2 separate regions of the Homo sapiens genome follow, and region 1 is linked to region 2. A link is an interaction called in ENCODE POLR2A ChIA-PET data of the cell type or tissue named here. Cell type or tissue: OCI-LY7. All regions are shown on one strand. Each heading gives the region's core, and the rest is flanking DNA. Links, peaks and the distances in the headings are about the cores only.

Region 1 (15,843 bases), core at 3,808-11,807, 250 kb before region 2:
TAATGACTTTAAAATTTTTTTTATTTTCATCCAGAGATCACAGATCTAGAAAACACAGATGAGGTAGAGGTTGCATAATAATTTGAAATTGATTGGTAAAATGTAGCAGACACTAGTCAGCCATTGGCTAAGGGAAGACAAGCCTCACTAACAAGAGAATCTTTTCTCCTTCCAGTGGATTTTTGGGATTCTTTCTCATGTTCAGTACAGTGAAGCTAAAAAACCTTCTGGCCCCAGGGCAGTGTGCAGCCTGGATTTTCTTTGCTAAGGTAAGAGACAAGAGGGGTGGGAAATTCTCTCTCAAGAGCCTGTGTATCCAAAGATCTCAGAACCTGGGTAATGTGAAGTTGTTTGAGCTTCATGAGACCACTTCTAGGCGCTGTCCCTGAGCCTGATCCTTCCTTCATTCAGGTAACGATTTCTGAGGCCTGCTCATTTTATCAACATGGCATATTTCATCTTTCTTACAGTCCTGGAAGACAATCATGGATAGGCTCCTTATTTCCTTCCTGGAGGCTGTGCAGGTGTCCAGAGCTCAAGTGACTTACACAAGGGGACTCAGTCGATCCAAGGTGATAGAGAAAGGAAGATAGACAAATGGCCAGGTTGGGGCATTTCTATGAAACCTTAGAAAAGGGATTATTCTAAGAACAACCTCTGTGTATCCGAATGACTATGGGGGAAGCATAAGATAAAGTGGTGGGGGAACCACAAAGAAACAGAAGGAGCGGGGAAGTGGCTGTGGGATGGCCAATCTTAACTGAAACATGGTGGGGCCAACTTCTGTTGGCACGTTTCATTTCCTTAGTGCCTGTGAGGGAGGCAAGTTGTAGAGCTCTAGATGCTGCTTTCAAGGAGTAAGCCTCCTTAATTAATTAAATTTAATTTAATGAAATCATTATTTAACTTGGGCTTTTAGTCATCTTTGTGTTTTATGGGTTGAAGTTTCTCCAGAAAAAAAACCTCAAACATTTTGCTTTGAAAATAAGATTTTTAATGATATTTTCACCCCCATGCATTTTTTTGTTTTTGTTTTTGTTTTTGTTTTGTTTTGTTTTGAGACAGGGTCTTACTCTGTTGCCCAGACTGGAGTGCAGTGGCATGATCTCAACTCATTGCAACCTCTGCCTCCCAGGCTCAAGCGACCCTCCTGACTCAGCCTCCCAAGTAGCTGGGATTACAGGTGTGCGCCACCACACCCAGCTAATTTTTGTATTTTTAGTAAAGATGGAGTTTGACCATGTTGGCCAGGCTGTTCTCAAACTCCTGACCTCAAATGATCCACCCACCTCAGCCTCCCAAAGTGCTAGGATTACAGGTGTGAGCCACTGTGCTCGGTCCACATGGCCTATTTTTTAATAGCATTAATAATTCCAATTCTAGCAGAATGTAAAAAGTAGCTGAGATATTGATTTCTGGCATGACAGAGTGAGGAGGTTGATGAAACCTCTTCCCAAAAAACAGCTAGAAAGCTGGAAGAAAACTGTCAAAAACATCCATTTCAGCTCCCTAAAAATTGACCAAATATATGCAATAAATTGAGACGCATTTGTTCATGAAAACTATTAACCTTTGGGTAGGAACAGAACGAATCTGTGGTGTTCTTGCCTATCATCACTCCCATTCCCTCCTCCCCAGTGTGATAGTTCAACCAGAGCAGGCGAGGCTGTGAAAACCAGCAGGCTTACCACCACTTCCAAGAGGGGTTCACTCTGTTTGGAGGATTGTCTGTTAAATAGGCCAACTCGGTGGTGCATGAACACGAAAGGCCAGTAGCTTTACTAGCTTGAGTTGATAGTCCTCTTTGGAACAAGCAGTGGACCAGTGGTCTAGTGGGGGACTTAATAGGTAGTTCTGAGAGATGAGACAGCAATCAGGGGCTTGATTTTTTTTAATATGTCCCAGATTGAACTTAGTCTGTGTATATGAGCAGTAGTGATGGAACAGGCTCACGTATTCCTGGCCAGCAGAGCCTGCATACACACACAGAGGAGCTGTGAAAGAGCTAGCAGAAAGTAAAAGCCAGGGCAGATGTGAAAACAGCCTGGGGTTTGAATGTGCTCTCCCAGCCCGCACACAGAGTCAGGAGCAGGGAGAAGCCTTTCTGGCCCAAGGTGTTGGAGCAAAATTTCTGACTAGTCTTTGCCAGAACACTAAGCTATGCAGACATGAGGATGACCCTTAGACACCAGATTTAAAAATAAAAACAAGAAAAAAATTTGAGTAAAGACATCAGCAGCTGTAGCTTATATGGGAGACAGATTTCACATTCACAATTTAGTTCAGGAAAATCACTAAATAAGCAAAACAACAATAACAACAAATCTTGTGGGGAAAGTCAGATTTCAGAGTTGCTACCGTATGTTATGTAAAAGGTTCAGTATTCAACAAAAACATGAGAGACATTCAGAGAAGCAAAATGTGATCTGTGTGTAGTAAAAAAGTGGTCAGTAGGAACTATCTCTGGGTGTCTGTCCTCAGAAGTAGGATTTAGCCTAAAGAGTCTACAGAGCAGCTATTTAAATTTATTCAGAAATCAAAAGGAAACCATGTTTAAAGAATTGAAGCAAAGACTCGGTGAATACAGAATCTCAGTAAAGAGATATAAATTATTTACAGAAAGGAAAAGAAAGAACCAAATGGAAATTCTAGAGGTAAAAAGTACAATAACTGAACTGAAAGTGCTCTAGAGGGACTCAACAGATTTGACGTGGCAGAAGAAAGAATAAGTGAACTTATAAGTTCTTTTATAAGTACCACTTATAAGAAGGTAAAGCAAATGAAATAATTCAATCTAAAAAAATAGGCTTTTGTTTTGTTTTGTTTTGTTTTTTGAGACGTAGTCTCGCTCTGTCGCCCAGGCTGGAGTGCAGTGGTGTCATCTCAGCTCATTGCAACCTCCACTGCCTGGGTTCAAGTGATTCTCCTGCCTTAGCCTCCCGAGTAGCTGGGACTACAGGTGCGTGCCACCACGCCTGGCTGATATTTTGTATTTTTAGCAGAGACGGGGTTTCACCATGTTAGCCAGGATGTTCTCGATATCTGACCTCGTGATCCACCTGCCTTGGCCTCCCAAAGTGCTGGGGTTACAGGCGTGAGCCCCCGTGCCTGGCCAAAAAACAGGTTTTTTTTAAATTGAAGAAATGTGAACAGAGCCTCAGAGACCTGTGAGACATCAAATATAGCAACAAACATATGTGTAATAAGAATCCCAGAAGAGAAGAGAGGGTTAGAACAATATTTGAAGAAATCAATTTGTTGAAAAATATTAATTTACAGATTCAGTAAGTTCAGTGAGTCCCAAGTAAGATAAACAAAAAGAGATCTAGACACATTATAATCAAACTGTTGAAAGACAAGGAGAAAATCTTAAAAGTGGCAAGAGGGAAATTATTCAACATATATGGGGGAACAACAGTGCAATTAGTGGCTAACTTCTCATCACAAACAGTGGAGGCCAGAAGGCAAGTGGGGTGACACATTCAACATGCTGAAAGAAAAACCTGTCAACCAAGGATTTGATATATGCAAAACTATTCTTCAAATATGAAAGAGAAATAAAAACATTCCTAGATGAATAAAAACTAAGAGATTTGTTGCTAGCAGCCATATCCGTAATTACATTAAATATGAATAGACTAAATACCTGACAAAAAATAGAGACTGTCATATTGGATTTTTTAAAAACAAAACCCAGCTATATGAGCTATATGCTGTCTATAACAGTTATACCTTAAAGTAAAAGACACAAGTAGGCTGGAAGTAAAAGGATGGAAGAACCACACAGACAGTTACCATAAGAAAGCTGGGTATAGTGGCTATATTAAAATCAGACAAAATAGACTTTATAACAGGAAATATTACTAGAGAAAAAATAGGGACATTTAATAATGATAAAAGTGTTAATGCATTAGGAAGATATAACAGTTCTAAATATATATACACCTAAAACAGCACCCAAGGTATGTGAAACAACAAGTAATAGAAAAGATAAATAGATTATTTAACAATACTAATTGGAGATTTCAATACTGCACTCTCAGCAGTTGACAGAACAACTCAGTAGAAAAGCGTGAATATAGAAGTACATAGAAGACTTGAACAACACTATCAACCAATTGACATAACTGACATTTATGTGACACCCCACCAATTGATTTCAGAATACACATTCTTCTCAAGCGCACATGGAATATTCTCCACAATACATAGTATGCTGGTTGACAAAACAACTCCCAAGTTTTAAAAGACTGAAATCATATGAAGTATGTTCTCTGACCATAGCAGAATTAAATTTGAAATTCACAATAGAAAAAAATCTAGAAAAACCCCATTTAGTTGGAAATTAAATATACTTCTAAATAGTTTGTAGGTCAAGGAAGAAATTACAATGGATATTAAAATTTTTCAATCAAATGAAAACAGAAATACAACATATCAAAATTTATAGATGCAGCTAAAGTAGTGCTTGAAGGGAAATTTATATCTGTAAACACCCATATCAGAAATGAATGAAGGTCTCAAATCAATAACTTATGCTTCCATCTTAAGAAACTAGAAAAGAAGAAAGGGCAAACTAAATTCAGAGTAAGCAGAAGGAAGGATATAATAAAGTTTAATGTGGAAATTAATGAAATAGGAAACAGAAAAATAATGTAGAATATTAATGTTGATTCTTTGAAAACATCAGCAACATTGACAAACCTCTGGCTAGACTGACCAAGAAAATAAGAGAAAAGAGGCCAGGCATGGTGGCTCATGCCTATAATCCAAGCACTTTGGGAGGCCAAGGCAGGAAGATCACTTCAGCCCAAGAATTCAGGACCAGCCTGGGTAACGTAGTGATACACCATCTCTACAAGAAAAAAATTTTAAATGATTAGCTGAACATGGTGTCACATACCTGTAATCCTAGCTACTTGGGAAGCTGAAATGGGAGGATCACTTGGGAGGTCAAGGATGCAGTGAGCCGTGATCACGCCACTGCACTCCAGCCTGGGTGACAGAGTGAGACCCTGTCTCAGAGAGAGAGAGAGATAGGAGAGAAGAGAGAGAGAGAGAGAGATGCAAATTATCAAATTTGGAAATGAAAAAGATGTTACTACTGATCCTATAGAAGCTAAAAGGATTGTATATTGTAGATAACTTCAGATTTTGAATAACTTTATGACAGAAAATTAGTCAATTTGGATGAAATGGGCAAATTCCCAGAAAGGAACAAATAAGGAAAACTGACTCAAGAAGAAATGAAAAATCTGAATACATCCATAACAAGTAAATAAAAATAAGTAATTTAAAATCTTTCTTAGGTTTTTAGGAAAAGAAAAGCTCAGCCCCAGTTGGCTTTATTGATGAATTCTATCAAATATTTAAAGAAGAAGTGTTTTAAAACAAATTCTTTTAGAAACTAAAGGAAGAGGGAATAACTCCCAAGTTATTCTATGAGGTGGGTTACCCAGCTGTAAAGCCAGATAAAACAAATAATAAGAAAATTACCAATATTCCTCATGAACACAGGGACAAATATATTAGCAAAATCTTAGCAAACCAAATTTGGCAACATATAAAAAGAATTATACACCATAATCAAGTGAGATTTATCTCAGGAATGCATAGTTGGTTTAACATACAAAAATTAACTAATGTAATACCTTGTTTTCACAGACTAAAGAACAAAAATACATGATCATTTCAATAGGTTCAGAAAAATCATGACAAAATCTAGCATCTATTCATTATAAAAACTCTCAAAAAACTAGTAATATAAGAGAACCTGATAAAATCTGTGAAAATCCTGTAACTAACATTATCTTTAACAGGGGAAGACTGAATACTTTCCCCCTAAGATCAGGAGCAACATAAGAATGTCCACTTTCACCATTTCTATTGAACATTGGAATGGAGTTTTTAGGAATGCAATAGGCAGTGCAATAGGAAAAAAAAAAAAGCATCCAGATTGGAAAGGAAGAAATAAAATTGTCTTTATTCACAAATGAGACCATCATATATATAGAAAATCCCAAGGAAACTATAAAAATAGTTGAAGGCAGGGTGTGGTGGCTCATGCCTATAATCCTCGCACTTTCGGAGACTGAAGTGGGAAGATCACTTGAGACCAGCCTGGGCAACATAGTGAGATCCTGTCTCTACAAAAAATAAGAAAAGTAGTCTGGCATGGTGGCATGTGCCTATGGTCCCAGCTACTCAAGAGGCTGAGGCAGGAGGATCGCCAGAGCTCAGGAGTTTGAGGATGCAGTGAGCTATTGTCACCACTGCACTCCAGCCTGAGTGACAGAGCAAGACTTTGTCTCTTAAATAAATAAATAAAACTAGTTTTACTTTAAAAATATTTTTTTTTTTGTAGAGATGGGGTCTTATGTTGCCCAAGCTAGTTTCAAACTCCTGGCCTCAAGCAATCCTCCCATCTCAGCCTCCCAAGGTGCTGGGATTATGGGTATGAGCCAGTGCACCCAGCTCAAAGTTTTATATATTAGTAATGAAAAGTCATGTTTATTAAAATAAAATTAAGAAAACAATTCCATTCACAATAGCATCAAAAAGGAAAAAATACTTTGGAACTTAACAAAGAAGTATCACATTTATACATTGAAAACTATAAAACCTTTTTGAGAGGAATTAAATAAAATCTTAAAAAATCAAGAAATACAATATTGTTAAGATGGAAATTTTTGCTAAATTGATTCAATGTAATCCCTGTCAAAATCCCAGCAGGCTTTTTTTTTTGGTAGAAATTCACAAATTTGTCTAAAATTTATTTGGAAATGCAATAGCCAAAACAATGTTGACAAAGATAAAGTTGGGGGACTTAAATTATGTGATTTGAAAATTTAGTACTAAGCTAGAATAATCAAGACATTATGGTATTGGTGTAGGGATAGGCATTTATGGTCAATTAATTTTCAACAGAGGTGCCAATCACAATGAGGAAAGAATTTTTTTTTTTTTTTTTTTTTTTTTTTTTTGAGATGGAGTCTCCCTCTGTCGCCCAGGCTGGAGTACAGTGGTGCGATCTTGGCTCACTGCAACCTCCACCTCCCGAGTTCAAGCCATTCTTCTGCCTCAGCCTCCTGAGCAGCTGGGATTACAGGTGCCCACCACCATGCCCGGCTAATTTTTGTATTTTTAGTAGAGACAGGGTTTAACCATGTTGGTCAGACTGGTCTTGAACTCCTGACCTAGCGATCCGCCCACCTCGGCCTCCCAAAGTGCTGAGATTACAGGCGTGAGCCACTGCGCCTGGCCAGGATTGTTTTTTCAACAAACGGTGTTGGAGCAATCAGATATCCATATACAAACCAACCTACAAATAAACAATCTTAGATCCTTGCTCGCCATCATTAACTCAGAATGGATCACAGACCTGAATGTAATGCTAAAACTGGAAAACTATTAGAAGAAAACATAACAAAAAGCCTTAATGGCCTTGGGTTTGGCAGATTCTTAGATATGACACCAAAAGCATAAGTCATAAAATAATTGATAAAATGTAGTTTACTTAAAACCTTTTACAATTCAAAAAACACCATTAAGAAAATGAAAAGGTAGGCTAGGTGCTGTGGCTCACGCCTATAATCCCAGCACTTTGAGAGGCCAAGGCGGGCGGATCATGAGGTGAGGAGATGAAGACCATCCTGGCTAACATGGTGAAACCTGGTCTCTATTAAAAATACAAAAATTAGCCAGGCGTGGTGGCGGGCACCTGTAGTCCCAGCTATTCGGGAGCCTGAGGCAGGAAAATGGCATGAACCCAGGAGGCAGAGCTTGCAGTGAGCCGAGATCGCGCCACTGCACTCCAGCCTGGGCGACAGAGCGAGACTCTGTCTCAAAACAAAAAAAAAAAAAAGAAGAAAAAAAAAGAAAAAGAAAATTAAAAGGTAAGCCACAGCCTAGGAGAAAATATCTGCAAATCATAATGTCTGATAAAGGAACTATATCCAGAATATATAAAGAATTCTTACACCTCAATGAGATGACCTACAACCCAATTTAAAAATGGTCTAAAGGAAAGCAGTTTGTTGATTGCTGAAAGAACTTAAAACAGAATTACCATTCAAACCAGCAATCCCATTATTGGGCATATAGCCAAAGGAATGTAAATTGTACTACCATAAAGACACATGCACATGTGTGTTCATCACAACACTAGTCACAATAGCAAAGACATGGAATCAACCTAAATGCCCATCAATGGTAGACTGGATAAAGAAAATGTAGCACATATGCACCATGGGATACTATGCAGCCATAAAAAAGAATGAGATTGGCCGAGCATGGTGGCTCACACCTGTAATCCCAACACCTTGGGAGGCAGAGGCAGGTGGATCACCTGAGGTCAGGAGTTTGAGACCAGCCTGACCAACATGGTGAAAATACAAAAATTAGCTGGGCGTCGTGGCACGCACCTGTAATCCCAGCTACTCTGGAGGCTGAGGCAGGAGAATCACTTGAACCTGGGAGGTGGAGGTTTCAGTGAGCTGAGATAGCGCCATTGCACTCCAGTCTGGGCAACAAGAGCGAAACTCCATCTCAAAAAAAAAAAAAAAGAATGAGATCATGTCCTTTGCAGCAACATGGATGGAGCTGGAGGCCATTATCCCAAGCGAAACAACATAGGAATAGAACACCAAATATCGCATGTTCTCACTTATAAGTGGGAATTAAACATTGAGAACACAAGGATGCAAAGAAAGTAACGGCTGACACCGGGGCCTACTTGAGGGTGAGGGATGGGAGGACAGAGAGGATTGGAAAACTACTCGTTGGGTACTATTCTTATTACCTGGGTAATGAAATAATCTGTACATCAAACCCCTGTGACATGCAATTTACCTATATAACAAACCTGGGGATGTACCCCTGAACCTAAAAGTTAACAAAAAATACAAGTTAAAAATAAATAAATAGGCCAGGCTTGGTGGCTCAGACCTGTAATCCTAGCACTTTGAGAGGCGGAGGTGAGCGGATCACCTGAGGTCGGGAGTTTGAGACCAGCCTGACCAACATGGAGAAACCCTGTCTCTACTAAAAATACAAAATTAGCCAGATGTGGTGGCGCATGCCTGTAATTCCAGCTACTCAGGAGGATGAGTCAGGAGAATCGCTTGAACCCAGGAGCCAAGATCACGCCATTGCACTCTAGCCTGGGCGACAAGAGTGAAACTCTGTCTCAAAAAAAATAAAAATAAAAATAAAAAATATAAATAAATAAAATGATAATGTTGAGGCCAGACATAGTGGCTTATGCCTGTAACCCAGCACTCTGGGAAGCCGAGGCAGGTGGATCACCTGAGATCAGGAGTTCGACACCAGCCTGGTCAACATAGTGAAACCCTGTCTCTACTGAACATACAAAAATTATCTGGGTGTGGTGGCGCACGCCTGTAGTTCCAGCTACTTGGGAGGCCAAGGCAGGAAAATCACTTGAACCCAGGAGGTGGAGGTTGCATTGAGCCAAGATTGTGCCACTGCACTCCAGCCTGGGTGACAGATCAAGACTCCATTTCAAAAAAAAAAAAGATAATGTTGATACTTATAAAAAATAAAACTGATCTAAACACATGAACAGATATTTCATAAAAGAAGATATCTAAATGGTTAATAAGTACATAGGAAGGTGTTTGGCATCACTAGTCATTAGAGAAATGCAAATTGAAACCATGATGAGATATCACCACGCACCCACTACTATAATTTTTTAAAAAGGTACAGACAGTGCCAAATGTTGGCAAGGATGTGGAGAAACCAGAACATTCATAAATTGCTGGTAGGCATATATACAGTCACTTTCAAAAACAGTTTGGTAGTTTTAGAAGATTAAACATAAAGTGACTACAACCTAGCAATTCTATTCTTAAGAATCTACCCAAGAGAAATGAAAGTATATGGCCACAAAAAAACCCATACATGAGTGTTCATATTAGCATTATTCATAAGAAACCCAAACTGGAAATAATTCTAAATGTCCATCAACTAGTGAATATATAAATAAGATATAGTATATATATATACAATTTGGAATACTATTCAATAATCAGAAGGAATGGGCTATTAATACATTGCTACAGCATGGATGAACCTCAAAAATATTATGCTAAGCTAAAGAATCCAGTCACAAAAGAATACATATAGTATTATTCAGTTTGTGTGAAATGCCCATAAAAAGGCAATTTTATAGAGACAGAAAGTATACCAGTGGTTTCTTAGAGAAAGAAATTGACTGTGAATAGACTCAAAGGAAGTTTTTTGGCTAATGGAAACTTTCAAACTGGATTGTGGTGATGGTTGCATCATCATTTAAGTTAATTTATTAAATTTGTCCATTAACAATCATTACACTTTATAATAAGTGAATTTTATGGCATGCAAATCATCCCTGAAAGCTGTAAAGTAATAGTGCTCAAAGCATAGTGCTTAAATCCTGTCCTTTAGGATTTAGGACATTTTTTTTTTTCCTGTGTATATGAGTTTACCTATTTGACAACTAGTTTCAAGTCTCTTTTTTATTTATTGTATTTTTCTTTTCTTCTTAAATTCTGAGGGAAGTTTATAATTTTTCTCTTCAATAGTTAATTCAGAAGAGGGAGGATTTTTAATTGGCTGCTGTGGTTTAATGCTAATTCTTCTTAAATGAAAATTGGATTCAATGAGCCATTAAGATCTATCTCTTCCAGCCTCGGGTACATCAAGCAATCTCCCCTCTCTCTCTCTTTTTCCTATTTGAAAATAAGCTTGTGATCCTCCGTGGTAGAATATGTATCCATTCTTTGAACCACCTACACATCAAAACGTGCTGACATTTGAAATACGACAAAATCGTACTTAGCAATACAGCATTCCCATGATGTCATTGTGCCTACACTGGGTGCCAGCATGTTCAGAAAGTGACTCAGAAGGATGTTTCAGTGGTGCCAGAGGAGAATCGGGCTTATGTGAAGACTAAAAAATACACAGGGAGGGAGGTCGTTAAGGGGGCCGAGGGGCCTTCTTCACTGCTCCAAAAGGACCCATTTGGGGGCTGTTTTCGAAGATGTCACATCAACTTCATCAGTTCCAAGTTCTGAGAGAAGGCATCCATGTCTGTCTCTGGTCCTCACCTTTTTCAGTATCTTCCTCAGATCTGAGAATACTTAGCGTGGAGAAAAAGTGCCTTTGAAGTCATTTTAGGTTGTTATCACTATTATTGTTGTTTTTCTCTCTGGGCATTTGAGAAAAAATTTAAGAAGCCAAAAGTATTGGAATATTTAGCAACTCTTTAAAAAATAATCTCTCATTTTGGTAAATTTGGGCATGTAAAATCTAACTGCATCTTCATAAAATCTCAGGATCCCCTCTCACATATGATGTAAAGCACTCAGGCAGAACAAAGTAAACAAATTGAAGAGAAATGCAGGGACGTGTGTAGACGTGAAAGGAAGATGTGGTGTGTGTGAGTTTATAGTTTTCTCCTAGTCAGTTTCTCCAGCAGATTTCAATCCTCACATGAGAATTCTTCCTGGATTGAGTAGTGCCTTGTCTTACTCTTGTTAACTTCAGACTGACTTGAGTTCTCAGCATCACTGGGAAGAAGCAGCGGAGGTCAGAGTGAGTTTATGTGGCGCAAGAGCAAGGGGCGGAGAAGCTTCCCGGGACAGCAGCGGCAATGCTTGTGGGGCCTGAGGAGCCAGTCTGTGCTCCTCCTTTCAAAGCTGCCTCTGTAAGATCACTTTCTTCCTTTAAAGCTGATGCCGTAATTGCTACCACCATCTCATGTCCCGAAGACAATGACAGGCAGAAAACCCAGCCTTTGTCTGTTTTTTTCTATGGCCCTGGGAAAATAACTTTTCATAGCTTGCTCAGAATAAGTCTCTTGATTTGGTTTCATTTATATTTTCCATTGTTAGAATTTCATCTTTCATATACACAGGACCAAGATGAAGGTGGCCCTCACTCTTGGGCTGTGCAGTGCTGGGTTGGTGCCTGAGTGTGAACAAGCACCTCCTCAAATGCCGCAGCCTAGGCACCTCACTTGCCTCCCCTATCCCTTCCCTAAAACTATGTCATAATGTACTGCTGGCCTGAAACAGCTGGCAACTCCAGGGGTTTTAAGATATACTTGATTTTGTTTTTTTTTTAGAGACAGGATCTCTCTATCACCCAGGCCAGGGTGCTGTGATGCCATCATGCAACTGTATCCTCAAACTCCTGGCCTCAAGCAATCTGCCTGCCTCGGCCTCCCCAGTGGCTGAGACTATAGGCACGCACCACCATGCCAGGCTAATTTTATTTTTTTGTAGAGATGAGATCTTGTTATGTTGCCCAAGCACTAGATTCTTACAGTTTGGGTGATACTAGAGATGTCCTGGGCAGTGATAGGAGAGAGGCATGCACGGAGGCTCTAGTCTTTTCCATGAGGTGCGTGGTAGAGAGACTGGGATTTCAGGGGGAAAAAGGAAAGGAAGAAGTACTCACTGTTTGACTTTGGTCACTATTCGCGGAACCCCTTTGCTCTAGTCTGAATGTCTATGTTCCCCTAACATCAATACCTTGAAATCCTAAGCCCCAAGGTGATGGTAGTAAGAGGCGGGGACTTTGGGAGATGAGTAGCTCATAAAGGCAGAGCCCTCATGAAGGGCATTAGTGTCCTTGTAAAAGAGGTCCCAGAGAGCTGCCTTGCTTCTTCCACCTTGAGGATGCCGTGAGAAAGTGCCATCTCTGAGACAGCAGCCTTCACCAGACACGGAATCTGCAGGGGCTGTGACCTTGGCCTTACCAGCCTCCAGAACTATGAGAGACAAATCTTTATTGCTTGTAAGCTACCCAGCCTATAGAATTTTGTTATAGCAGCCCAGATGGACTAAGACACCCTGTAATCCTCCATTGTTTCATCTGTAAAGCAAGGAGTCTGAACTAGAAAGATATCCAAAGATAGTGCACAAACGTTGTGATGATAACAAGCTCTGACAGTGCTGACTATTGTATCTGGTATTCAAGACTAAATGCTAATCACATTTACATTGAATTGTAGCATTATATAATGATCTGCTAGGAACTATATTATTAATTATCAGTGCCTACTTAATAAAGCATTTGCCAGATTTTAAAATTATGTAATAAGACTGATTAAAGTAGGAAATATGCAGCAATCTGACCTTTCACCCCTGTCTCCAAATTCCACCTTCTCTTGTGGATGATTGTGTTGTAAATGCTACAAGCAGTTAATTGGATTGTTTATCTCTCTTTTTGCTTTGTTTGGACAGTCAGAATTTATACTTATAGGCTAGGTGTGGTGGCTCATGCCTGTAATCCCAGCACTTTGGGAGGCCAAGGCAGGAGGATTGCTTAAGGCCAGGAGTTCAAGACCAGCCTGGGCAACATAGCAAGACCCTATTTCTACAAAAAGTTTTTTTTTAATTAGCCAGGTGTGGTGGCTTGTACCTGTAGTCCCAGCTACTTGGGAGGCTGAGGCAGGAGGATTGGGATTGCTTGAGCCAGGAGTTTGAGGCTGCAATGAGCTATGATTGCACTACTGTACTCCAGCCTGAGCCACAGAGTGAGACCTTGTTACACTTATGGCATGAGATTTTCCTTCCTATTGCTCCTTAGGATGGAATGGTGTTCATACTGTCAGAGTGAAAGATGGGCAAAGCCTTCTTAGATATGGTCCCATGTAAGTCCTAGAACCTGGAGCGCATTGTGGGTACAGAAGTTGGGCACAGAGTCAAGGACCCGGGGGGACATATTGCAAAATTAGAAAATGCTAGAACCTGTGATCCTAAGTGTTTCAAAGCAGAATATATGAGATAATATATGTGAAAATGGCTGGGGGGTGGAAAAGTGCTCTGCAGACACAGAGCATTATGTAGAGTCATACAGACCTAGACCAAGACTTAATTTGAACCCAGCTTTTGAGTCTTGTCTGCCACTTTCTAGGTGTATGAATCATTTTTTCTCATCTGTAAACAATGCAATAATAATGTCTATGTTATTGAGAGGATTAAATAATATGTAGAGAGCCCTAGATTAATGAGAGCCAGCAGTTGGCAGGTCTTCCTTGACTCCATCAATCTGCTGTTTTAATTCTCTCATGAAATTAACCAGTGATTTCCTGGGTCTGAATTTACTGTTTGTATTCACTAGTTCTAGGTAGTGAATTTAGTTGTGGACTGTCTATTCTAGACACTACTCAGAATTCAGCATGCATGAGGACAAGGTCTCTCACTGCATATTTAATCAGTTATTGTCTCACAGAAGAAGCAATTGATGCATCATTCACAATGTTTTTAAACCTATATAAAGAGTCATTGATTCAGAACATTTGCTCTGCATGTGAAAATATATGTTTGGTGGTTTCCATGGAGACCACCCTGCTGGCTGTTCTGTGATCACTCACTAGCCTTAATTATACACTGGAATTGCCAGGGATCCTTCAAAGCTGTCTCCATAACAACGCCTCCTTGTGGGTAACATGACCGCCATCCCTGACCATGTCTCCCATATAGGAGTTTCCCTTAAGAGTTGAAAAGAGTCAGCTGGTTAATTTCAGCCTCTTTTTGATGTATCCTTATGAAGATCTCTTAGCTGCCTAGGAATTTTTCTGAGTTTCAACTTCCTATCTCTCCTGCTATTTTTCCAGGTTTCAGGAGCTTGGGTGAAAGTAATAGCAAGGCCTAATGTCTTTCTTTCTTCAGTGACATGTTGACATTGACATGTGTCTTGATCTATTGCCACAATATTGAACTAAGAAGGAGTCTTGGTTATGTCACTTTACTAGACAAAATTAAACCTGTTTGAAATATACGATGAACTCATGAAAGTGTTATCAACAGATGTTATTAAGATTCCATGTTCAGAATTTTAGAATATCTCCAAGACCATTGGTAAAACTCTCGATGTTTCTGGTGGAATTAAGAGAAAAAGATGAATTTTTTTTTAACGTGGAATAATCACACAGATTTCATGACTTCTAAATAATGTAATTTTTTTTTTTTTTTGAGACGGAGTCTTGCTCTGTCGCCCAGACTGGAGTGCAGTGGCATGATCTCAGCTCACTGCAAGTTCCGCCTCCTGGGTTCACACCATTTTCCTGCCTCAGCCTCCCAGGTAGCTGGGACTACAGGTGCCCGCCACCATGCCCAGCTAATTTTTTTTGTATTTTTAGTAGAGAGGGGGTTTCACCATGTTAGCCAGGATGGTCTCAATCTCCTGACCTTGTGATCCGCCTGCCTCGGCCTCCCAAAGTGCTGGGATTACAGGCGTGAGCCACCGCGCCCGGCCTAAATAATGTAATTTTTTACCCTTCACTAATTTTTTGAGATACATTTGTAGGGAAGTTTCAAGGCTTAACATTGACTCATACCTTGAACTTCTGAGGAGGTGACAAGTAAACAAATCTCTCATAGTCTGTAATCATAGTTCTTATAGGTTCAATTTCTGGTACACACACACACACACACACACACACACTACAGGGGAAATCATAGAAGTATGTTTACAAAGCCCATCACACTTTGCTCTCACTAGGTCAAGTCTATGCTGAACAGAGTTGGTTCTCTTCATTTTTCTACTTTGTATTCTATTACTGCTGTTATTTCTTTCTTTCTAGTCATCCTTGCATTATCATCCTGATTCCCACTATCTCTTGGGTGGGGAGCCTGTTACTGTCTTTCTCCACCACCTGGATGGTGAACGGTAATCACAGAAGAGGGGGCTCCTCTCCCCAGTTCACTATTTGAGGTTCTTCCCATCTTAGCTGCTGAGGACACCTCACTCCTCCTTCCCATCACGTTTCGAAGCTCATTTCAGATATAACTTTCTTATAGCAGTTTAGCATTCCTTTTCTTCCTT
Region 2 (15,843 bases), core at 4,133-12,132:
CTTTTTTCCATGCTTATTCAAGACCTGCTGCTGTTATAAAGTGATGGCCACACTCTGTGTTTCACAAAACTGACCCTCGGCCACAACTGTTCTCCCTTTTTTTTTTTATTTACACTATGTATCATCTGTAAAACTCATTTAGGACTTAACCTCATGATACCTTTTTACGTTGTTGGAACTGCTGTTCCATGTGTCTTGCTTCTCCAAGCCAGACTATAAGCTCCTTGAGGGTAGAGCCTGACCAACAGGAAGAGAGGCCACATTTCCAGGGGTCAGGCTTGCTCACCCAGGATGGACCCTCTGGCCTGCGGTTTGTTACGTTTTCCTGAATAGAGACAGGATTGTTCCCAGAGTCTGAGGTGGGGGTTGAATCTTCAGGGTTAAGTGGTCCCAGTATAGCCTAGTTGGGGAGTATGGGCATAAGTTCCCGGTGGTGCTTTCTGACTATATACCCTCTTACCATTTTGTTCTCCAATTCTCTTTTAATTTTTATTTATTTACTTTTTTTTGAGACGGAGTCTTGCTCTGTCACCCAGGCTGGAGTGCAATGGTACGACGTCAGCTCACTGCAACCTCCACCTCCCAGGTTCAAGCGATTCTCCCACCTCAGACTCCCGAGTAGCTGAGATTACAGGCACCCGTCATCATGCCCAGCTAATTTTTGTATTTTTGAGGAGATGGGGTTCCACCATGTTGGCCAGGCTGGTATTGAACTCCTGAACTCAGGTGATCCACCTGCCTCGGCCTCCCAAATTGCCGGGATTACAGGTGTGAGCCACTGTGACTGGCCTCCAATTCTCTCTATTTTTTTTTTGTTTGTTTGTTTGAGACGGAGTTTTGCTCTTGTTGCCCAGGCTGGAGTACAGTGGCACAATCTCAGCTCACTGGAACCTCTGCCTCCCGGGTTCAAGCAATTCTCCTGCCTCAGCCTCCCAAGTAGCTGGGACTACAGGTGTGCACCACCATGCCCAGCTGCTTTTTGTATTTTTAGTAAAGATGGGGTTTCACCGTGTTAGCCAGGATGTTCTCGATCTCCTGACCTCGTGATCCACCCGTCTCGGCCTCCCAAAGTGTTGGGATTACAGGCGTGAGCTACCGTGCCCGGCTTTTATTTTATTTTATTTTATTTTTAGACGGAGTCTCGCTCAGTCACCCAGGCTGGAGTGCAGGGATGCGATCTCGGCTCACTGTGACCACCGTCTCCCAGGTTCAAGTGCTTTGCCTGTCTTAGCCTCCTGAGTAGCTGGGATTACAGGCGCCCACCATCATGCCCAGCTAATTTTTATATTTTAGTAGAAACAGGGTTTCACCATGTTGGCCAGGCTGGTCTTGAACTCCTGACCTCAGGTGATTTGCCTGCCTCGGCCTCCCAAAGTGCTGGGATTACAGGCGTAGGCCACCGCACCCGGCCAATGCCTTGACTCTTGAATCTTGACAAGCCTCTACTCAGCCCATTTTTGGCTTTCTTGACCTACTTTTTTTTCTTTTTCCTTTTTTTCTTTTTCTTTTTTTTTCTTTTTTCTTTTTTCTTTTTTTTTTTTTTTTTTGAGACAGGGTCTCACTCAGTTGGCCAGGCTAGAATGCAGTGGCGTGCTCATAGTTCACTGCAGCCTCGACCTTCTGGGCTCAAATGATCCTCTTGCCTTGACCTCCCAAAGCACTGGGATTATAGGCATGAGGGACCCCAGTGCCCAGCCTCTCGATCCACTTATTCATCTTTTGTTTTTGAGAGGGAGTCTTGCTCTGTCACCCAGGCTGAAGTGTGGTGATGCAATCCCAGCTCACTGCAACCTCTGCCTTCTGGGTTCAAGTGATTCTCCTGCCTCAGCCTCCTGAGTAGCTGGGATTACAGGCACCTGCCACCACGCCCAGCTCATTTTTGTATTTTAGTAGAGACAGGGTTTCTCCATGTTGGCCAGGCTCGTCTCGAACTCCTGACCTCAAGCGACCTGCCTGCCTCGGCCTCCCAAAGTGCTGGGATTACAGGTGTGAGCCACCGCGCCTGGCCTATTATTCATCCTTTACTGTGCATCCTCCCTGTGCATGGAGCATCTGCTTTTAAGATCAGGTGAACAGATGGGCTCCCCCCGCGGCTACCTTGGCACTTTGGTTTTCTTACATCTGTACTGTTCAGCTGGGGCATTGCTGGCATCGGGGCCAAAGGGGGGGCAGTTCTATGTCCTTGGATTAAAGGACTTTTAACATCCCTGGTTCCCTCCACTCACTGAGAACCAACATCGCCACCCATGAGTACGACAAGCAAAAATGTCCCCATAAATGTCCATATGGGCCCTAGGGAAGGTGAACCACACCCAGCCGAGTCACCTGCTCTTAATGCTGCCTCCCCGCCCTGCTCCCCAAAATACACACACACTTTCTCCCTAAAGGGGATTGCTTGTGCTCTTATCAATAGACAGTTTCTTTTTTGAAAGCTTGTCATGTCTTTAAGTCATTCTTCCTTTTAGCATTTTTGTTTTGCCTTAGAATGAGTATTACACTAAAAAATATTTTGTTTTGTTTCATTTTACTTAGTTTTTGTTTTTGTTTTTTGAGACTGGGTCCTGCTCTGTCACCCAGGCTGGAGTACAGTGGTGCAAGCAATGCTCACTGCAACCTCAGCCTCCTGGCCTCAAGCAATCTTCCTGCCTCAGCTTCCTGAGTAGCTGGGACTACAGGTGAGTGCCAACAAGCCTGGCTAATTTTTATGTTTTTTTATTTTTTATTTTTTATGGAGATGGGGTTTCACCATGTTGCCCAGGCTGGTTTCAAACTCCCGAGCTAAAGCGATCTTCCCACCTCAGCTTCCCAAAGTGCTGGAATTACAGGCGTGAGCCACTGCACCCTGCCGCATTTTACTTGCCATTATGGGAAATGTCAAACATACACACAAATAAAGACAGTAATATAATGGACTCCTGTGAATCTATCAACTGGTTTCAACAATGATCAACTCATAGACAATCCTGTTTGTCTTTTCCCTTCTTTCTTTCTTATTTTTTTATTAGAGACAGATCTCACTATGTTGCCTGAGTTAGAGTGCAGTGGCTTCTGACTGGCACAATCACAGCGCACTGCAGCCTCGAACTCCTGGGCTCAAGGGATGCTCTTGCCTCAGCCTCCCAAGTAGCTGGGACCACAGGTGTGCACCACCAGACCGGCTGACAATCCTGTTTTCTCTATACTCCCACCTAGCTATCCTCAGCTCCTTTTCTGCTGCCACTAATTTTGAAGCAAATGATAGACATTGTATCATCAAATGCATGTACCTTTTGGATAAACTTTCTGATATCTTTTTGGTTTGTTTGTTTTTTTAGACAGAATGTTGCTCTCTCGCCCCCTCTGGAGTGCAGTGGCGCAATCTCCACCTTCCAGTGCTGCTCACTCACAACCTCTGCCTCTCAGACTCAAGCAATCCTCCCATCTCAGCCTCCAAAATAGCTGGGACTATAGGTGTGCACCACTACACCTGACTAATTTTGGTATTTTTCGTAGAGACGGGGTTTCGCCATGTTGCCCAGGCTGGTCTTGAACTGCTGGCCTCAAGCCCTCCTCCCGCCTCAGCCTCCCAAAGTGCTGGGATTACAGGCAGGAGCCACTGCGCCCAGCCGAACTTTCTGATATCTTTTTTAAATCAACAAAGGTTAAGGTGAAGCACTTAACCCTTCCTTACTTTCTTTACTTGCTTAACAGTCTAGACCCCTCCCTTCCATATCACCCACACCTGCCTCCTGGGTTGCCAGACTTGACTCCAGGGTTGGAGCCACCTTCCTTTTTTCCTTTACCTTCTGACAAAAATGCTAGGACAAGTTCAGGATTTACCAGATGCTCTGTGTTTTTGGCAGAAGGAGACTTTCAGCAGCTGTTTGGATCATGCAAGTTTTGTTACTATTCTGTGTTTCATCTGTGCTAGTTTGGTGATCTATATGAGGCAATTGGCATTCACATCTCTCTCGGGTGGAGCGAAATATAGTTTAACACCACCCGAATAGCACGTCTGTTTCCACCCCTCCTCGGGTTCCCTGGAAAGCTGTCTCCCAGGCTGGGAGCTCTGAGTCCATGATTTCACCAATCCTCCCGTTTCCTTGCCTGTCTTGCAGATTGGAAAAAAAGATATGTCCTTCTGCTGATGAACTGATGGGAGTTACAGTTCCCATCCCAGTACTTAAGGAAACCAAAGAGATGGCTTTTCAATTTTGTCTGTAGAACTATTTTGCAAATGAGGAGAAAATGTGTTGGGTCGGTTGATGGCTGAGTGCTAATATGCGCAGAAGATTGAAACACTGGGCTCTGCCGGATGGGTTCTTAAAGGATTAGCATGATCAAGTCGGGCGTCCTACTTTCTTCCTTCCTCCCCCTCCCTGGGGTGCCTTTGCTGGCTATTCGATTGCCTGCTGGTTAGAACTGACTGACCCTGCTGACTTTGGGGCAGCTCTCTGAAAACAAATTGATGAACCGTATCAACACTAAGCCTGACCCGAAGCGGTGCCAAGAGCCAAGCCATTGATGCCGAGGGTCCCTGGCTCTTCAGTTTACGCTGGGAGCCGTGACCTTGACCTGGATTGCAGTTTTTGAGCCAGTTCTCTCCATGAATCATAGCCCTTCTCTCTTTTTTCCTCCCAAATGTAACTCCCCTCTGGCTCTACCTCTAGATGGGTGTTTAAAAAGAGTGTAGACTTGAGTGAAGAAGAAACAGACTGGATGACCCCTGGATACTCAAGCTGCACATGGCTCCTGTGGAAAGAAGGAGATGTTCAATGCTCATAGGTAGCACCCCAAAGGAATGCTTAGATCCTTCTATTCAATTAGCAGGTGACCTGTTGTTTACAAACATCTCAGCAGAAGAGTCTTCTATCCAAATTCCACTCCTAAAAAGGGACATAATTTTCACTGCTTTATCTTCCTTTGTACTTGTAACATGAACCCCAGATTAGAAGGTGCAGTGGTAGGCTGGGCACAGTGTCTCACGCCTGTAATCCCAACACTCTGGGAGGCCGAGGCGGGCAGATCACCTGAGGTCGGGATCACGGCACTGCACTCTAGCCTGGAACATGAGAGCAAAACTCTGTCTCAAAAAAAAAGGGGGGGTGCTGGGCACCGTGGCTCACGCCTGTAATCCCAACACTCTGGGAGGCTGAGGCAGGTTGATCACAAGGTCAGGAGATCGAGGCCATTCGGGCTAACATGGTGAAACCCTGTCTCTACTAAAAATACAAAAAAATTAGCCAGGCATGGTGGCAGGCACCTGTAGTCCCAGCTACTCGGGAGGCTGAGGCAGGAGAATGGCGTGAACCCGGGAGGTGGAGCTTGCAGTGAGCCGAGATCACGCCACGGCACTCCAGCCTGGGCAACAGAGTGAGACTCCGTCTGAAAAAAAAAATAAATTAGCTGGGCATGGTGGTACACGCCTGTCGTCCCAGCTATTTGGGAGTAAGGAGGGAGGATTGCTTGAGCCCAGGAGTTTGAGAATGCAGTGAGCTATGATCGTGCCACTGCACTCCAGCCTAGGTGACAGAGTGAGACTCTGTCTCAAAATAAACACACACACACACACACACACACACACACACGAGAGGACCAATCCCACTCCAAATCATTGATGCCTACTACAAAAATACAAAAGGTCACAAGAAAACCAATGGGTAGGCCGGGTGCGGTGACTCATGCCTGTAATCCCAGCACTTTGAGAGGCCGACGGGGTCAGATCACCTGAGGTCAGGAGTTCGAGATCAGTCTGGCCAACATGGTGAAACCCTGTCTCTACTAAAAATACAAAAAATTAGCCAGATGTGATGGTAGGCGCCTGTAATCCCAGCTACTCGGGAGGCTGTGGCAGGAGAATCGCTTGAACCCAGGAGGCAGAGGTTGCAGTGAGCCGAGATTGCGCCATTGCACTCCAGCCTGGGTAACAAGAGAAAAACTCTGTCTCAAAAGAAAAAGAAAAAGAAAACCAATGGGTATCCCAAATAAATCAAAACAGATACCTAATCACAGCCTTCTGTGGAATTCATAACTCATCACTCACATAACAGGGATTTCCTTTTCTTTCTTTCTTTCTTTTTTGAGATGGAGTCTCACTCTGTCACCCAGGCTGGAGTGCAGTGACGCAATCTCAGCTCACTGCAACCTCCACTTCCCAGGTTCAAGTGATTCTCCTGCCTCAGCCTCCTGAGTAACTGGGATTACAGGCACCCGCCACTATGCCCAGCTAATTTTTGTATTTTTAGTAGAGATGAGGTTTCACCATGTTGGCCAGGCTGGTCTCAAACTCCTAACCTCAGGCGACCCACCCACCTCGGCCTCCCAAAGTGCTGGGATCACAAGTGTGAGCCACCGTGCCCAGCCAACATAACAGGGATTTCTAAGTGTGATGGTTAATTTTAGGTGTCAACTTGAATGAATTGAGAAATATCTAGAGAGGTGGTAAACCATCATTTTGGATGTGTTGGTGAGGTGTTTCCAGAGGAGACTGGATTGTGATTTGGTGAACTGAGCAGGGAAGATCTGCTCTCAGTGTGGGCAGGCAACGTTCAATCGACTGGTGGACCACAGAGAATAGAAAGACAGAGGGAAGGCAGAGTCTCATGCTCTCTCCTGGAGCTGGGACGGCCTTCTCCTCTTGCCCTTGGACAGCAGGACTCCAGGCTCCCTGGCCTTTGGACTCCGGGACTTACACCAGCATCCTCCTCCACCAGCCCCGAGTTCGCAGGGCTTTGGCCACGGACTGAGAGTTATACCATTGGCTTCCCCAGTTCTGAGGCTTCGAACTTGGGCAAAGCCACACTACCATCATCCCCGGGTCTCCAGCTTCCAGATGGCCTGTCATGGGACTTCTCAGCTTCCATAATCACATGAGCCAATTCCCCTCATAAATCCCCTCTCATGTCTCTATATATCCTATTGGATCCATCTATCTGGAGAACACTGACTCATCTAAAGCATCTTAAAAATAAGAATATATATATATATATATATATTTTAAAAAGGAATATATATGTGTACACACACACACACACACACACACACACACACACACATATATATATATTTTTTTTTTTTTTTGAGACAGGATCTTGCTCTGCCACCCAGGCTGGAGTGCAGTGGCGCCATTATGGCTCACTGCAGCCTTGACCTCCTGGGCTCAAGCAATACCCCTGCCTTGGCCTCCTGAGTAGCTGGGACTACAGGCACGTGCCACCAAAACTGGCTAAAAATATACACATATTCTTAAAAATGATTATTCAGCCATGACTTGCAATTTATAAAGAACAAGAACAAAGCTTATCTTTAAAATAATCATTTTATTAATCGTCCATTGCCACTCCTTTGGTCAGAGTTTCTCTAGGTGGTAGCTGCTTTTCTCACTCCTATTCTTTAATATAGCAAAAGAAGAAGCCTTCAAATGAAGTTAATATGAAACCAGAGACAGTGAAGAGAGAGAACCAGAGGTTGAGAAGAGGAAATACCAGCTTCTTTCGGGATGATGTTACTTCCTTTTTCAAGACAAAAAAAAAAAAAACAGTCTTTTCATGTTGGATTGTCAAGGCATAAATTGTAGTGTGGTTCCTAAATGTCTGACAATAGGGAAATCATTTAATAAATTATAGTACTGTCAAACAATGAAGTATCATGAGCCAATTAAAATGAATTTTTTAGGTTGGGTGCAGTGGCTCACGCCTGTAATCCCAGCACTTTGACAGGCTGAGGCAGGTGGATTGCTTGAGGTCAGGAGTTTGAGTCCAGCCTGGCCAACATGGTGAAACTCCGTCTCTACTAAAAATACAAAAGTTAGCTGGGTGTGGTGGTGCGTGCTTGTAATCCCAGCTACTCAAGAGGCTGAGGCAGGAGACTCTTTAACCTGGGAGGCGGAGGTTGCAGTGAGCTGAGATGGCACCAGGGCTCTCCAGCCTGGGCAACAGAGACTCTGTCTCAAAATAATAATAATAGTAATAATAATAATAAGTTTTTAATGGGCAACATTTTAGTGTGGAGAAATCCATAAGATAAAGTGATAAATGATAAAAATCAGAATATAAAACTATGTGTGATATGATTACAAGGTTGTTTTATACACACACACAAGATAGGCATTGCAGTATTAACAGAGGTTATCATCAGATGTTGAAGTTATGGCTTTAAAAACATGAATTATTATACTTTTTATTTTCCAAATATTTATATGGGCATTTATTATTTTTATAATAAAAGTTGGATATAAAATAATAAAGGGTTTTCATATTGTGGTTGAACTGTAAATGAGAGTTACTGAAGATTAGAGTTTCCAAAAATAAACATGTGGTTTTAATAGTCCTGTCTCATTGTGAATAGAAATACAATTTTTCGGCCGGGCGCGGTGGCTCACGCCTGGAATCCCAACACACTGGGAGGCTGAGGTGGGTGGATCACGAGGTCAGGAGTTCAAGACCAGTCCGGCCAACATGGTGAAAACCCGTCTCTACTAAAAATACAAAAATTAGCCGGTCGTTGTGGTGCGTGCCTATAATCCCAGCTACTTGGGAAGCTGAGACAGGAGAATTTCTTGAACCCGGGAGGGGGAGGTTGCAGTGAGCTGAGATCATGCCACTGCACTCCAGCTTGGGTGACAGAGCAAGACTCCGTCTTGGAAAAAAAAGAAGAAGAAGAAATACAGATTTTCTATGTTGTTTTCCCTTATCCTAGGTGCTTTTTAGCAGATTCCTATTGCACTAAGTGGTTCAGATCTTCTTAGCATGTACAGAATTTTTCAGGAGTTAGTGTTAAATGTTTTGGGCAAATGACTTTCAGACAACTGGGGCTCAGCCTAGCAAAGGAATCCTGCAGTACACTAAGAGTTTCCTTCTAATTTAAAGGAGATTCTTCTTTCTTTCTTTCTTTCTTTCTTTCTTTCTTTCTTTCTTTCTTTCTTTCTTTCTCTTTCTTTCTTTCCTTTCTTTCTTTCTCTTTCTTTCTTTCTTTCTTTCTTTCTTTCTTTCTTTCTTTCCTTCCTTCCTTCCTTCTTTCCTTCCTTCTTTCTTCCTTTCTTTCTTTCTCTTTCTTTCTTTCTTTCTCTTTCTTTCTTTCTTTCTTTCTTTCTTTCTTTCTTTCTTTCCTTCCTTCCTTCCTTCCTTCCTTCCTTCCTTCCTTCTTTCCTTCCTTCTTTCTTCCTTTCTTTCTTTCTCTTTCTTTCTTTCTTTCTCTTTCTTTCTTTCTTTCTTTCCTTCCTTCCTTCCTTCCTTCCTTCCTTCCTTCCTTCTTTCCTTCCTTCTTTCTTCCTTTCTTTCTTTCTTTCTTTCAGACAGAGTCTCGCTCTGTCGCCAGGCTGGAGTGCAGCGGCGCAATCTCGGCTCACTGCACGCTCCGTCTCCCAGGTTCAAGTGATTGTGCTCCCTCAGCCTCCCAAGTAGCTGGGACTACAGGCGCCCGCCACCACGCCCAGTTAATTTTTGTATTTTTAGTAGAGATGGGGTTTCACCATGTTGGCCAGGATGGTCTTGATCTCTTGATCTCGTGATCCACCTGGCTTGGCCTCCCAGAGTGCTGGGATTACAGGCGTGAGCTACTGTGCCCGGCCCCCCACCAACTCTTTTTTTTTTTTTTGAGATGGAGTTTTGCTCTCGTGTTCCATGCTGGAGTGCAGTGCCGTGATCTCGGCTCACTGCAACCTCTGCCTCCCAGGTTCAATCAATTCTCCTGTCTCAGCCTCCCAAGTAGCTGGGATTACCAGCATGCACCACGCATAGCTAATTTTGTATTTTTAGTAGAGACCGGTTTTCACCATGTTGGCCAGGCTGGTATCAAACTTCTGACCTCAGGTGATATGCCCGCCTCAGCCTTCCAAAGTATTGGGATTATAGGCGTGAGCCACCATGGCCGGCCAATTTCAATTTGTCGACTTGAAGTGTCTGCTAAACATAAGACTCAAACCAAGAAAATCCCCTAGGGAATAAATATGGCAAAAATAGGGTGAAGACGCATTTTTATGAACAGGTATTTGAATATTAAATGTTGAAAAGAAAGACTTATTCATTTGAGATAAACTAAAAACCACTTGAAATTTAAATATGGCACCTGGTTCTAATGTAGAGGTGTTAATTTCTTCCTTGAAAATTATTTTTAAAACTTAATTAGAAAAACAACAGAAAACTTAGATTCGTATTTCCCCCAAAGCTGGCCAGCCCTCATGGAGAAGAGCGGGGCATCTTTCACAGTCCCCATCAGCGAGGTTTACTGGGATGAGATGGATTAAGAGGAGGCCTGGGAGAACACCCGGGGCCACAGAGCCGCACCTCCAGGGCTGAAAGTCATGGAGCCTGCTCCCTTGGTGCTCTGTTTGCCACCACACCCATTCCGTGCCTTCCGGGGCTCCCATCAGCTCTCTCAGGGAACTACACTTCTCAAGTTCCTTGTCCTCTCTGGCTTGATATAGCATGGAAGCTACCGGAAGAGTGGTGTCTCTGTGAACAGCTCCGGCATCTGCCCAGTGATGCCGAATCCTGGGCTCCGTTCACTCTGTGTCTTCCAGCCTTAGTACTTCCTGCTGTTGCTATTCTCTGTTTGGCTTCTCCACTCATTCAGCTCTTATATAATAAATCCCCTTTGAGTTCCTCTTAAAATATCCAAATTGGTTTCTGCTTTTCTTTTCTTTCTTTTTTTTTTTTCTTTGAGACAGAGTCTCACTCTGACGCCCAGGCTGGAGTGTAGTGGCATGATCTGGGCTCACTGCAACCTCCACCTCCCGGGTTCAAGCGATTCTAATGCCTCAGACTCCCGAGTAGTTGGGATTACAGGCATGTGCCATCACGCCTGGCTAATTTTTGTATTTTTAGTAGAGACAGGGTTTCACCATGTTAGCCAGGCTGGTCTCAAACTCCTGGCCTCATGTGATCTGCCTGCCTCAGCCTCCTGAAGTGCTGGGATTACAGATGTGAGCCATTGCACCTGGCCTTTTTTTTTTTTTTTTTAATTTGAGACAGGGTCTTGATCTGTTACCCAGGCTGGAGTGCAGTGGTGCAATCATAGCTTACTGTAAACTCACACTCCTGGTATCAAGCAATCCTCCTGCCTCAGCCAGCCTCCCAAGTAGCTAGGACTCTAGTAGCTGGTACCACCATATTCAGTTAAGTATTGAAAAAAAAAATTTGTAGAGATGGAGTCTGGTTCTGTTACTCAGGCTGGTCTCAAACTCCTGTCCTCAAGCCATCCTCCTGTCTTGGTCTCCCAAATTGCCAGGATCGCTGCTGGGCCTGGCAGTGTCTGCTTTCTGGGAGGACTCTGATACTAAAACTATCCATGATTTAAGATCATACTGGGAAATGCTTTCCCAGTATGATCATATAGGGAAACATATAGGAGAGTGGTGAAGGGAAACAATTTCAAAGATCCATGGTCCCGTCAAATCCATTTGTCACAATGGCGGCGATGAAAGGCAGAGGCTGCAAGAAACAGGGCCTGTGTGTGCACCAAGGTTTGGAGAGAATTGTAAGCATGTGTCTAAACAAAACCAGAAGTTAGCTATCTTGATAATCCAGATTTCATGGCTGATAGCTGGCAAGTTGTTTATGTTATCACAGAAAGCCATTTATTTCTTTAGGAATGAACTTTTTGATACCATGAAGCTTCAAATAATGCTTGTTCTCTTGAGTAGAAGCATTCTGGAAGCATCCAAATTTAATGAAACCTGAACAAAGCCTGGATATACGGGGACATCTCCCATTGCCGTGCTAATCATGATTGGGTAGCAGAGCGCATATAATTTTTTAAAAACCCCTCTGGGATAATTACTAGCTGCCTCTTAAATTTTAAAATTCTTAACTCTGTATTTATTAAGTCAGGACCATAATTTGTGAAATAAAAGAATTATCAGCTGTGTTAGTTTTGTTACCAATAGGGAACCCATATGATAGAAGCAGACAGAGAATAGTTAGCAGCTGTTTCCTATAAAGAACGAAGGCAACCGAGCTCACTGGTGATTTCTCCCAGCTACTCGGGAAGCTGAGGCGGGGAGCCTTGCTTGAAGCCAAGAGTTCAAGGTTATAGTGGGCTCTGACTGCACCTGTGAATAGTCCCTGCACTCCAGCCTGGGCAACATAGCGAGACCCCATCTCTGAAAAAAAAAAGAGCAAGCTAGAAGGAAAACAAGATGTGTTTAGTACTGCATAGATAAAACATTTTTGTTGCATAAATCATGCACACCTCAAATTATTAATGAACAGGAATGAGCAATTCATTCAGCCTGGAATAAATCATCCCTTTTAAGCTGGGCTTGGAAAGATGACAAGGCATTGTGTAGGCAAGAGCAGGATGGGATTTCAGAAAGACCCAAGAGCATACAGTGGAGGCAGTGAGCAGCCGCCAGGTGAGGCTACAGCAGGCAGGAAAGGAGGCTGGCTTTGCAGGCCAGATTAGGCAGTTTTGACTTCATTTTCCATTTTTGGGAGGGTAGGACATGAGGACTAAGCTTTTTTTTTTTTTTTTTCCAGGAGACAGAGTCTTGCTCTGTTGCCCAGGCTGGAGTGCAGTGGTGCGATCTCAGCTCACTGCAACCTCCGCCTCCCAGGTTTAAGCGATTCTCCTGTCTCAGCCTCTGGAGTAGCTCAGATTACAGGTGTGCGCCACTATACCCAGCTAATTTTTGTATTTTTAATAGAGATGGGGTTTCACCATGTTGTCCAGGCTGGTCTCGAACTCCCGACCTCAGGTGATCCACCTGCCTCGGCCTCCCAAAGTGCTGGGATTAAAGGTGTGAGCCACCACGCCCGGCTCAGCTCTGACTTTTTATCTTCCCAAATGCCTACCTAAGGGGTCTGGGGAGTTATGCCCTACAAAGCATGGATTCTCATCTCATGGTTTTATTTGACCCTGTATATTGTGACTTGCTTTTCGATCTGACTCTGGCATAACATTATGAGACAAGAAAGAAAATATTTAACCCCAAAATATATTTCCTTGCCATGCCTTGAAATTGCCCTGCAAAGTCTCTTGTGGGAAAAATCCACCTTCTATAGAGAATCCCCTTCCCCCTTTGTTTTCCTTCCTTTCTTTCTAGATTCAGGAGATAGTCAACTAAGAGCCAGGCACCCTTTTAGGTCCAATAAGAAACAATTTACAACCTGTTCTCTCTCTAAAGTCTGCTGATAGATTCCTCCGCACAATAAAACTTGGTCCCCACAATCCTGTATCTTAACCTGAACATTCCTTTCCATTAATCCCAGGTCTTCAGATAAACTCAACCAATTGTCAACCAGAAAATGTTTAAATTTACCTGCAGCCTGGAAGCCCCCGCTTTGAGTTGTCCCACCTTTCTGAACCAAACCAATATATTTCTTAAATGTATTTGATTGATGTCTCATGTCTCCCTAAAATGCATGAAACCAAGCTGCGTCCTGACCACCTTGGGCACATGTTCTCAGGACCTCCTGAGGACTGTGTCATGGGCCATGGTCACTTATATTTGGCTCAGAATAAATCTCTTCAAATATTTTACAGAATTTAACTCTTTTTGTCAACATGCAGGAGGGAGGACATAGAAGGCTTTTAAGCTGAAGAGTGACATGATCAGTTCTGTGCTTTGCAAGTTCCTTGCACGTACAAGTTCCATAAATATTTGTCAGATTGAATTTTTAAAAGATGATAATGGAGCAGCAGCTAAAAATCCCGAATGTAATTACAGAGCTTTAGGTTGGGAGTATTTTCATGCTAGGTGTGGTTAAGACCTATTGTTGGTTTCCTAGCAACCATGCATCCTTTCCGTGGAGAAATCTGAAGGGTCACTTGAACGTCTCCACTTGGGAATCATGCTAAGGAGAGTAGGAGGGCATTTATTTGATTTGTTCCCTCAACTTCCAGAGACTGCAAGTCACATTCAGAAGGGATTATTGAGGTTTGGGTGGGGGTAGGTGCCTCTGCAGAGAAGGCTGGGGCACAGGAAGGGAGCCTCGGTGAAGCACTTGCTCTCCTATCATGCACATTCCTGTCACAATGAGGTCTTCACAGAAAACTTAAACACAAAGGACACAGACACAGAGAGAGGCTCAGATGGATATATGAGGCGAGAGATTGTCAGATGAGCGCTGAGGGTGAGACTTGGGTGAGGAAGGACAAAGATGAAAGAAGCTAAGTCTCGGCCGGGGCCCGGTGGCTCATGCCTGTAATCCCAGCACTTTGGGAGGCCGAGGCGGGTGGATCACGAGGCCAGGAGATCGAGACCATCCTGGCTAACACGGTGAAACCCTGTCTCTACTAAAACTTAAAAAAAAAAAAAATTATCTGGGCGTGGTGGCGGGCACCTGTAGTCCCAGCTACTCGGGAGGCTGAGGCAGGAGAAGGGTGTGAACCCGGGAGGCGGAGCTTGCAGTGAGCCGAGATCGCGCCACTGCACTCCAGCCTGGGCGACAGAGCGAGACTCCGTCTCAAAAAAAAAAAAGAAGCTAAGTCTCATCAAGAAACATCATCAAGATACTGAGCATCTTTTTTAGTCATTATTATATAGGGTAGCAGAATATGCCACCCCAAAATGTGCCCCTTTGGCATAAGGATGATTTCAAACTGAAGACAACCTTAAAGAGACACGGCCGGGTGTAGTGGCTCACCCCTGTAATCCCAACACTTTGGAGGCCAAGTCAGGCGGATGGCTTGAGCCCAGGAGTACACCACCAGCCTCGGCAGCATGGTGAAACCCCGTCTCTACTAAAAATACAAAAAAATTAGCTGGGCGTGGTGGCACATGCCTGTAGTCCTAGCTACTTGGGAGGCTGAGGTGGGAGAATGGCAGGAACCCAGGAGGCAGAGGTTGCAGTGAGCCAAGGACGCACCACTACACTCTAGCCTGGACAACAGAGCAATATTCCGTCTCAAAAAACAGAAAAAAAGAAAACCGAATCATCGTTTTGCCCCAGATATGAGATTTGTTCAGTAAACAAATTCCCCTCCACTCCCACCTCCCACTATCCTGGGTGATCTTTTTCTTGACTCTATCAGATGAGAAGAGGAGGGGAATGAAGAAGAGGAGAGAGGGAAAGGAGACCTTCTAGAACTGGGGTCAGCAACTGCTAGAAATAAAATTTGTTGCCTAGCAACAATGCCTTCTCACCTCCTCCCAGCTATCAATTTTTGATATTCCTCTTCTCCCTCCCTTCTTTAAGGGCTATTCTCTTCATTTAACTAAATTTTACCTATATTAAATAGGGAGGCAAAAATGCATGTATCATAATCTTATGCTAACATAGCTGAATATGGAATTTGCAGATCATAGAGGAGTGAATGCACAATTCTTCAAATGAAAATCCCTTTATTTGGCTATTACTTATTTAACAGATATTTATTGAATGTCTGCAGTGTGCCTGACACTCTGCAAAGGACTGAGTTAGAAAATCTTCCACAGGTAGATTTAAAAACAGAAAGAAGGCCGGGAGCAGTGGTTCACGCTTGTAATCCCAACACTTTGAGAGACTGATGCAGGTAGATCACCCGAGGTCAGGAGTTCGAGACTAGCCTGGCCAGCATGGTGAAACCACACTTCTACTAAAAATACAAAATTAGCCGGGCGTAGTGGTGCATGCCTGTAGTCCCAGCTGCTCGGGAGGCTGAGGCAGGAGAATCGCTTGAACCTGGGAGGCAGAGGTTGCAGTGAGCCCATAGCACTGCAGTCCAGCCTGGGCAACAAGAGTGAAACTCCCGTCTCAAAAAAAAAAAAAAAAAAAAAAAACCCCAAAAACAAAACAAACCAAACCAAACCAACAAACAAAAAATACACACAGAAAGGAGTCCCTGGTGTCCAGGAAGAACTAAGAATTGGCAGAGGAATCACATGTTAAAGTTCGAACTTTAAGAACACATATAGGTTGGTAGACATAATGTCAGTATATGAAG

Evidence for each region. Peaks named below come from ENCODE experiments on the same cell type or tissue, not always from the same donor. Only the 100,000 strongest peaks of a DNase experiment are listed, where the experiment ranks them.
Region 1: POLR2A ChIA-PET joins it to region 2 with 14 read pairs; 2 of 35 experiments call an interaction of 5 or more read pairs at or near these places.

Annotation. Positions count from the first base shown.
Region 1 is chr18:23,336,622-23,352,464 of GRCh38, reverse strand. SLC35D4 (solute carrier family 35 member D4) reads left to right here. Exons shown (of 15, transcript NM_032933.6): 13 at 176-269. Among named protein-coding and RNA genes, the nearest start is that of SLC35D4, 93 kb to the left of the region's middle. In OCI-LY7, for the core only: no CTCF peak of the experiment used is centred there; no DNase peak of the experiment used is centred there.
Region 2 is chr18:23,083,154-23,098,996 of GRCh38, reverse strand. No RefSeq gene overlaps it. Among named protein-coding and RNA genes, the nearest start is that of CABLES1, 44 kb to the left of the region's middle. RefSeq lists an enhancer at 14,237-14,737. In OCI-LY7, for the core only: no CTCF peak of the experiment used is centred there; a DNase peak (open chromatin) is centred at 7,456; H3K27ac peaks cover 556 bases.